Regions from separate parts of the Homo sapiens genome. Here region 2 is linked to region 1. A link is an interaction called in ENCODE POLR2A ChIA-PET data of the cell type or tissue named here. Cell type or tissue: GM12878. All regions are shown on one strand. Each heading gives the region's core, and the rest is flanking DNA. Links, peaks and the distances in the headings are about the cores only. Region 1 has its middle 45 kb from the start of SLC39A8. Region 2 overlaps NFKB1-AS1 (NFKB1 antisense RNA 1).

Region 1 (4,402 bases), core at 144-4,143:
TTAACTTTTTAACCAACTGTACTACTACTACTAATAATAATAATACTCATTTTTCTTTCTTCAACCCTCTCTGCAGGAAGTTTTAATGTGAAAAATAATTTAAGTCATTAAAACAATAAATACTCTGAATTGAGGTGTAATGGGTGACCTTTATGATAGTTTCTTCTCACTAGAGAGATTGACTCACAAGTTACATAAATACTTAGAAAAGATATCTATGGGGGAATTCAAACATCAGATAATGATTGAACTTTTTGAATTTACCATTTCAACCTTGAAATCCTGTAATTCTAAATTCCACTTGCTGAGTAAGTAGATTCTGAACAACCAAAAGTTGCCTGTTCCCTCCTTGCCACCTCACCTCTGAAATATGCCCTGTAATTTACTTACATTCACAATGGTTCATTAAAGTAACCATAACAAAGCTTACAGTTAATGATAAATTACAAGAAAACTAGCTCTTTAGTCTAACATTGTGTGGATTATCATTTGGATTTGTAAAAAATTATTATGTATATAGGTATTATAATGTTTATTACCCTTGTCTGGGCTTACTTATATTTTAACAAAACGAATAGTTATTCTTTATATTCCTAAAGTGTTAAGATAATGGACAGCCTGAGAAATGATAACAGTGACCCCCCTCCAACAGGAAAGACTGGGTTGAAAACACAGTGAAGATATAGCCCACATTTTATAAATCTTTGATTAAAACAGAAGAGTCATCAGTAAGATCAGTAAAAAGAAAAGGATGTCTCCTTTCATAACTTCTATTCAGCATTATACTGAAGGTTCTAGCCACGGCAATTAAACAAGAAAAAGAAATTAAAGACATCCAAACTGAAAAGAAGTAAAACTAACTCTATTTACAAATGACATGATCTTGTATATAGAAAATCCTAAGGAATACACACATATACACACACACACAAACTATTAGAGCTAATAAATTAGTTCAGTGAGGTAACAGGACACAAGATCAATATACAAAACTCAATTATATTTCTGTACACTAGGAATGAATAATCTGAATATAAAATTAAGAAAATAATTCCATTTAAAATAACACTAAAAGGAATAAAATACTTAGAAATAAATTAAAGAGTTGCAACACTTTGTACTAAACACTACAAAACACCATTGAAACAAATTTTAAAAGGCCTAATTAAATGGAGAAACATTTTATCATCACCGGTCAGAAGACTTAATTTTTTTAAATGGTGATACTCTACAAATTATCTAGAAATTCAATGAAATCCTTATCAAAATCTCAGCTGGCTTTTTTTTTGAACAAATTGACAAGCTTATATCATAATTCATATAAAAATTTAAGGAATATAGAATAGCCAAAAAATAATAAAAAATGAGGATCAAACTTGTTTGACTTATATTCCCAGATTTCAAAACTTGGCATAAAGATAGACATACAGATTAATGAAATAGACTTGAGAGTTCAAACACAAACTCATACATTCATTAATGAGGTAACTAATTTTCCACAAGGGTGCCAAGACTATTGAGTGGAGAAAGAATAGTCTTTTTCAACAAATGGTCCTGTGACAACCAGATATCCACATGAAAAGAATGAATTTGGACCCCTAACTAACACCACATACAAAAATTAACTCAAAAGAGATCAAAGGCCTAAATATCCAGCTAGGATTATAAAACTCTTAGAACATAACATCGGTATAAATCTTCATGACCTTGGATTAGACAATGGTTTCTTAGATTTAACACCTAAAGCATAAGAAAGAAAAGTGTATATACATTTGACTTCATCAAAATTAAAAACATTTTTACCTTAAAGGATACTTTTCAGAAAATGAAAAGACAGCTCACAGATACAAAAAGATATTTGCAAATCATGTATTCAGTAAAGCTCTAGTATCCAGAATATATACAGAAGTTGTATGATTCAACAATTTAAAAAAAAAAACAATTTAAAAACGAACAAAGAGCTTGAATAGACATTTATCCAAAGAAGACATACAAATGAACAATAAGTACATGAAAAGTCATTCAAGATTGTTAGTCATTAGTGTTAGTCATTGGGGGAATAAAAACCACAGTGAAATATTACTTCACAGCCACTAGGATGGCTATAATGAAAGGAGGAACAAGATGTGTCGGCAAAGGTGAAGAAATTGAAAACCTCACACATTGCTGTTGAAATGCAAAATAGTATAGCCACTTGGAAACAGTTTGTCACTTCCTCAAAAAGTTAAACACAGAGTTACCATATGACCCAGCAATTCCACTCCTGTATATATAACCCCCAAATTGAAAATGTACATTCACAGAAAAATTGTACAGAAATGCTCAGAGCAGCATTATTCACAATAGCCAAAAAGTGGAAATAACCAAAATGTTCACCAACGGATGTCTGGATAAGCAATATCATTAGATAAATAATAAATTAGAATATCATTCAGCCATAAAAAGGGATAAATTACTGATGCTTGCCAAAACTTGGATGAATCTTGAAAACATTATGTTAGGTGAAAAAAGTCAGACACAAAAGGCCACATATTGTAGGATTCTATTTATAGCAAATGACTAGAAGAGGCAGATCTCTATTACAAGGACAAAAGGTAGATTAGTGTTTTTGCCAAGGGCTTGGGGGAATGGGGGCATGGGGAGTGACTGCTTATAGGTTTGGGGTTTTTCAATGATAAAAATGTTCTGAAATTAGATAATGGTGAGGAGTACACAACCTTGTGAATATACTAAAAACTACTGAATTGTACATTTTATTTAAAGGGGCAGGTTTTATGGTATGGGAATTGTATCTTAATTCAAAAATAATGAAAAAGAAAGATCAAACTACTTACAGTAGATCAAACCACCTGTAGTTATCTGTGAACACACTTGACTTATGCTTGCAACCAGTGCTATCAAACTATCAGTGGTTTAGAACCAATTTTTTTTTCAATTTCCTCTCAGTTTTGGACCAATACTTTTAAAACTACAATAGGAAGAAATTACTAGCAGAACAAAATAAACACACTTAAAATTACTCTGTTAAATTGCTATGAGAGTTCCTAAAAGTTTACTCTCAATTGCCGTGCTTATTTCATTATGGACTGGGTAAGAAACAGTTTGTAGGTCAGCATGGGTCCATGGCCCACACTTTGAGTATCACTGTTTTAGACTATATATTCTTCAAGGACAGAGGCATGTTTTATTCACCTCTGAATCTGCTCAGGTAGCGCAAAATGGGCACGGGTAGGAAAGATTGCTCACTGGTTAAATTGAACCAATCAACCTACTTCTAATGGCAGCTTCAGCAATAAACAAATCAATCGATTCAGGCCACCAGTGTTAGAAACTTGCTAGGATCAGCTCAACTCCTAATCAATCGTGTATAGGGCCATGGGTTCATAATAACAACATTATGCTTCCACATTAAATGGCAAATGTGCTTTCTTCATTTCACATGTTTATACCTTACCTCCATTAAGTGGGTGGCATCATTTAGGAAATAAATAACATATAATCAAAACAAAGCCAAAAATAGAGGCAAGAATCCTTTCAGCTCTCAAGTGGCAAATCATTTCAGTGTTGAACTTTGATATACAATTCATAGATTATTTACAGAAAGTGCTTTCTAATGTTGCTAAGAATAGCCCTAGTTTTTTGTTTTTTGTTTTTTTTTAAGATGGAAAACAGTGTGGAATTTGAAAAATGTTTTAAAATTCCTTTACCTGAAATGCCAGCAATTATGCAAGTAGCTACCAGACCAAGAGAGTGTTTGCGAAACAGAGTTGAAAACTGGGCTAGGGTACCGTAACAGATTTTCTAATACCTGTTCATTATTATTGCAAAGGGCATGTGGAGCTATTATTTTAAATCTCTACACACCCTATCAGCTAGTCTGAGAGGATTTTAGCTGACAAGGCCCTGGGAACAAGATTTTTTCAGGCTTAGTTATGTGGCTGATTCTATCTGAGGCCTGAAAAAATACACTCCATTTACTTGATCACCGCCAGAGAGGAAACAAAGATTCCTATGTGTGGCCCCCTTTAAAGAAGTGGAACAGTGCTATGCTAGGTACAACAGAGTCAGCCAGCCTGGAACAGAAGCCACAGCAGCTTTGCCCAGATTAGAGCTGTAATTCCACGTTCCAAAATGTCTGGCCACCAAAGGACAGCCTTTTCATAGGAGTGTGTTATTACTTTTTATTTGTTAGAGGGGATGTTATTCTACTTCCTGAAAGAAATAAATAAAGTGAGATTATGTGAGTCTGGCCAACTTTATATCCTTACATATTAACACTTAATTAGGTAACTCTGATTTATTATACTGCTGAAGAATTTGTAAAGCAAGTAAATGGCTACATAAAGTTTCTCACATAAATGTAAGGATAGAAACTTCCATAAAGATGATTTAATATAGTGCA
Region 2 (4,402 bases), core at 227-4,226, 52 kb after region 1:
CTCTGAAAGGATTTCAATTAAGGGGAAGAAGTAGTGTAGTCTTAATATAAAAGTATGAAGTAGGTTATAAATAAGCTTTTATTTTGTGAGTTTCTAATCAATAAGCTCATAATTCATGGTAACTCTTTTAGGCTAAATAAGATTATCAACATCATGACATTTTCTCCTTGCTAGATCTTCATTTTATATAGAGATTCTTCCCTTAGGAATAAAAAAAATCAGAGAAAAAATTTCATTATATATTAGGTACAGTAAATGAGTGAATTATAACTATACCTTTATTAACATTTTAGTTGTATTACAGTCAACAAGGAAAAAATGGTCTAAGGAGATACATTATGTTTGCAATGTTAACTCTTTCACATAACCAGTCTCTTTTTTTTCCCCTGAGTAAATGCATTTTATCACATTTTCTTGCAAATTTGTATCTTCTTTTCTTCCCTGCACAAGAAAAGTTTAACCCACTTACATTCTTTAAGAAAGCATTGATGAGACTAGAAATGATCAGTATTACAGATGTCAAATTAATGTAACATATTCCTTCAATCCAACATGCATTGAGCATCTACTACATGCCAGGTGCTCTGTTAGATGCTGGGGATACAAGTTAAATAAGATGCATAGGCCCTTAACTCAAGGAGGTGGCAATCTATTGGAGAAGATACTGACAAACAGAATAAAATGTGAGCTTTTTATTGTGGAAGTATAGCAGTTGGAACTCTTTGGTTGCAAATGACAGAAAACATGATTCAAACTGGCTTAAACAACAAAGAAATGAACTGGTTCACATGACAAAATTGGAGAAGGGGGAATGGTACATACAGCGTATCTCAATCCAGAGATTCAAGTGACGTCACCGGGATTGGTTTGTGCACCTATCTTAGGTCTACCTTCATCTGCATTGGATTTGTTCTCAAGCTCCAGTGAAGACTGGCAACTCCCAGCTCATTTCTTACTATGTATTATTTGAGGAGATTACTCTTTTAGTAACTCACATTGACAGAAGGGTCAGATTTGTAGAAGTTAATAATGCATCTTTATTTTGTCTTTCCTTTCCTCTTGGTTCTGCACTTCTGCTTTCCAGAATCATATTTCTAAGTAAACTTCCGGTACATAAGTCTTTGTCTCAGGCTCTGCTTTGGAGAGACCCAACCTATGACTGGGATGTTATTCCAGCACACATTAACCCCTAAATTTGCCCCGATCTATTATTGCAGACTCCCAACAACCATGCGTCTACAATGTAGTCATGGTCCCCTGGTCATACCTGATAAAACTAGGGAAAGAAGCCTAACAGACAAGGTGGGCAACTCAGAAATTTCCCCAGGGGTTGATGGGAAATGGACTGAGGAAAAGTTGTTCTCACTGTGGTGGACGAAGCTTAATGACTCGCTTTGCAACTTTACTGGAGCACATTCAGTGAGCTGATGGTCAGAACTGAGGAACTTCATCCATAAGCAGTTGTCAAACCATTGGGAGTTGGAAATAGACCACGGTGAAAGTACCTACATTAGAAAAATCAGCAACTGTTACAAATCCAGTCTTTTTCCACCCAGACAGCCAATTTGCTAGCACACCACTGCCTTCTTCCCTTTGTAGTATTCTAACACCTGAGAAAGGATGAGTGCCTTTGTTCTGTTTACAGAGCAAAGTACAGATGAAGCAATACGGGTCAGGCAAAATCAAATAATCTCCAAACTAAGAGCTTTGTTAACTCCTGTTGGGGCACACAACTTTGGGCTGAGGTCTCTCCTGAAATGAAGACCTCGCCTGAAACGAATTCTTCTTATGAAATAATTTTCTCTGGGCCCACAGGGCAGGTTCCAATTGATCTAGTAACCTATTATTGGGCTTAGAAACTAAACTGAGCTTGCCAGAGACCATCTTTGGTCTGGTCTAGTTAGTACCAGGAGACAAAGGACAAGTGACAACACAGGTCCACGAATTAACAAAAGACAGGAGAGACATGGGACTGTGCCACCCACAATCTGAAGCCATGACCTCACCACTGCTTAGCAAACCTCAGTGTATTGCTTGATGTCACTAGTAACACAAACCAGTCCTCCTCCTATGAGGAGGAACATGCCACAGGAATAGGAAGAAGGATGGAATTGCTTCCTCTGTTGGGGTTCAGAAACCAAAACATGGCACTTCGATATGCTGAACTGAAGAAGCAGCCTTAAGGTTTATTTGACCTTCCCCCTACCTCCTTTCGCTCAATCCTGTCTCTCTCAAAGCACAAGGTGAAGTTGTTCTCTGAAGATCCCTTGTCTGCCTGAAGTCTAGACCTGGCAATAAAGGAAACAATGACCACTGTTTTCTTCTTTGAATTTTTATTAACCGAACTAATACACAGGAAGAAAAGCTGAAGTCTGTCAACAAACCTGGACAGAATTTTGTCACAAACCATCGTAGGCTCTTCAGGCCCAATAGATTTTGTCCCAGGCCATTATATGTTCTCTAAGCCCATTGAATTCCCCTGAAAATCAGTTACTACCCTCCAAAAATCATCCACACTTTTCCATTTCCCTTCCCCAGTTACCCATTGGGATACTGGGTAATCACTCTGTGGTTTTTCTCCTGTGCACACTAATAAATTTGGATGCCATTTCTCCTATTAATCTGCCTTTCGTCAGTCGATTGTTCAGCAAACCTTCAGAGGGCAAAGGAAGAGTTTTACCTTGGCTCTTACACCTTCAATACTGCTTCCTTCTGGAGAGAAAAGGAGAAGAGTCTACTCCTCAATAAAAATTTGCAGCTGCCATGTTATCTGCCATGAGATCTGAGGAGCAGAGGAAGCCACTGCTGAAGGGAAGAATGAAGCACAACATGAGATGGAGAGCACTGCTGCTTTAGGTTCCTGGTAGCTTTCAGTTCCTTCGGAGGCCCAGCACGTAAAGCACTTAGTACAGTATGGAGAATGGCATTCTATGAAAGTTGATGACTATTAATGCCAGCATACTATTGTCGATGACTATTAATGCCAGCATACTATTTCAGAGATTGTAATTTTTAATTCATTTAGTCAATCTCCTCCTACTAAATATTTAGACTGCACTTTTAGTTCTCTCTCCAATATATGTATATATATCAGAGAAAGAGAATTATATAATCGTGTGTTTGTGTGTGTGTGTAATTATTCTGGCACTCATTAAGCCAGTAAGGAAGACTTTATTCAAGACTATTTATAGCCAAGGAACAGAGTGAGGGGATCAGTGGATGGAAAATTACTAAGAGGAGACATCAAGGTAGGAGGATTCTTACTAAACTGACCTAACAGGATTCTTGCTAAAGGTGGGCCAAGGACTTATAAATCAAAGGTAGGGGATGAACTTGGTCACATATCAAGGGTGACCCAATATGAGTGGGACAGGGGGAGGGCACAGATTTTTACTGAACTGGGCTATGCAAGAACAGGACACGCATACAGGAAGCCAAGGTCAGAGCTAGTTGAGAAGAGGACTCAAAAGCATAACTAAAATTTGGTCAAGGAGGGAGTCTTCGTTGAGAGAGAAAAAAATTTTTTTGATTAAAACAAATGTCTAGTAATACAATTCAGTGAACATGTATGAAGCATTTTCATAATTTTTGTTACACAGTATCAATGGATTTTTGAAAGAATTGAGCCTATTTGCAGTACAAATACGTGACAGTATGAGTTTGTCCAATTTTTCACAGCCTTTTTTGATCAATTCATAATATATGTAAGTATACAGAATTCTTCAGCCATTCAGAAAAGAAAAGGTGTAAGCACAATCATCCAATTTTTTTGTTTTATGAACAAAATTGGATGTTTTCCTCATTAAACTTACAGTGCTTTTGAAGTTATTTTGGAGTTGCAGCTTCTGTAACAGAGGTCAGGCATTCTTGTTCTCTTTGTTGTCTGAAGTACACTCTGGAGTTTATCTTATATGAAATGGTTTCCACTTTCTAACCATTTGTTCCAGTAAAATCTAGACCACTGCTACATGCAAGAGAATCAATTTCCTGATATTAATAGTCTGCATGTTTGTTTTTTTCTAACTGACCCAATCAGGAGCAAGGTAACTCCTCAGTCACAGTTTATTTTTCTGCCCAGCCTTTGAACCATTTACTAGGTATTTATCTAGTCATTTTCTTCATTCAGCTTCCTTCCCATGTGCCTTATATATAATCACTTGAAGCAGCACAGCAGACGCAGGTTTAATAAGATAGCTCTCACTATCTTTGCCAGATGCAACGTTTTCCAGTTTTCTCTTAGAAAATGCAAACAATTGGAAACAGTTATAACAACGCAGTTTACCCCACACAGATAACTCGAACACTATCACTAGAGGATTCCACAGTGAAGTGCCCATGGTATGGAGAACAATATTTCCCTGTTCTTTCACTGAAATACCTCTGCATTATTTTCCTAAAACAG

The links. Peaks named below come from ENCODE experiments on the same cell type or tissue, not always from the same donor. Only the 100,000 strongest peaks of a DNase experiment are listed, where the experiment ranks them.
Region 2: POLR2A ChIA-PET joins it to region 1 with 6 read pairs; 4 of 35 experiments call an interaction of 5 or more read pairs at or near these places.

What each region holds. Positions count from the first base shown.
Region 1 is chr4:102,388,511-102,392,912 of GRCh38, forward strand. No RefSeq gene overlaps it. Among named protein-coding and RNA genes, the nearest start is that of SLC39A8, 45 kb to the left of the region's middle. In GM12878, for the core only: no CTCF peak of the experiment used is centred there; a DNase peak (open chromatin) is centred at 2,141.
Region 2 is chr4:102,440,761-102,445,162 of GRCh38, forward strand. All of the region lies in intron 2 of NFKB1-AS1 (NFKB1 antisense RNA 1), which reads right to left. Among named protein-coding and RNA genes, the nearest start is that of NFKB1, 58 kb to the right of the region's middle. In GM12878, for the core only: no CTCF peak of the experiment used is centred there; no DNase peak of the experiment used is centred there.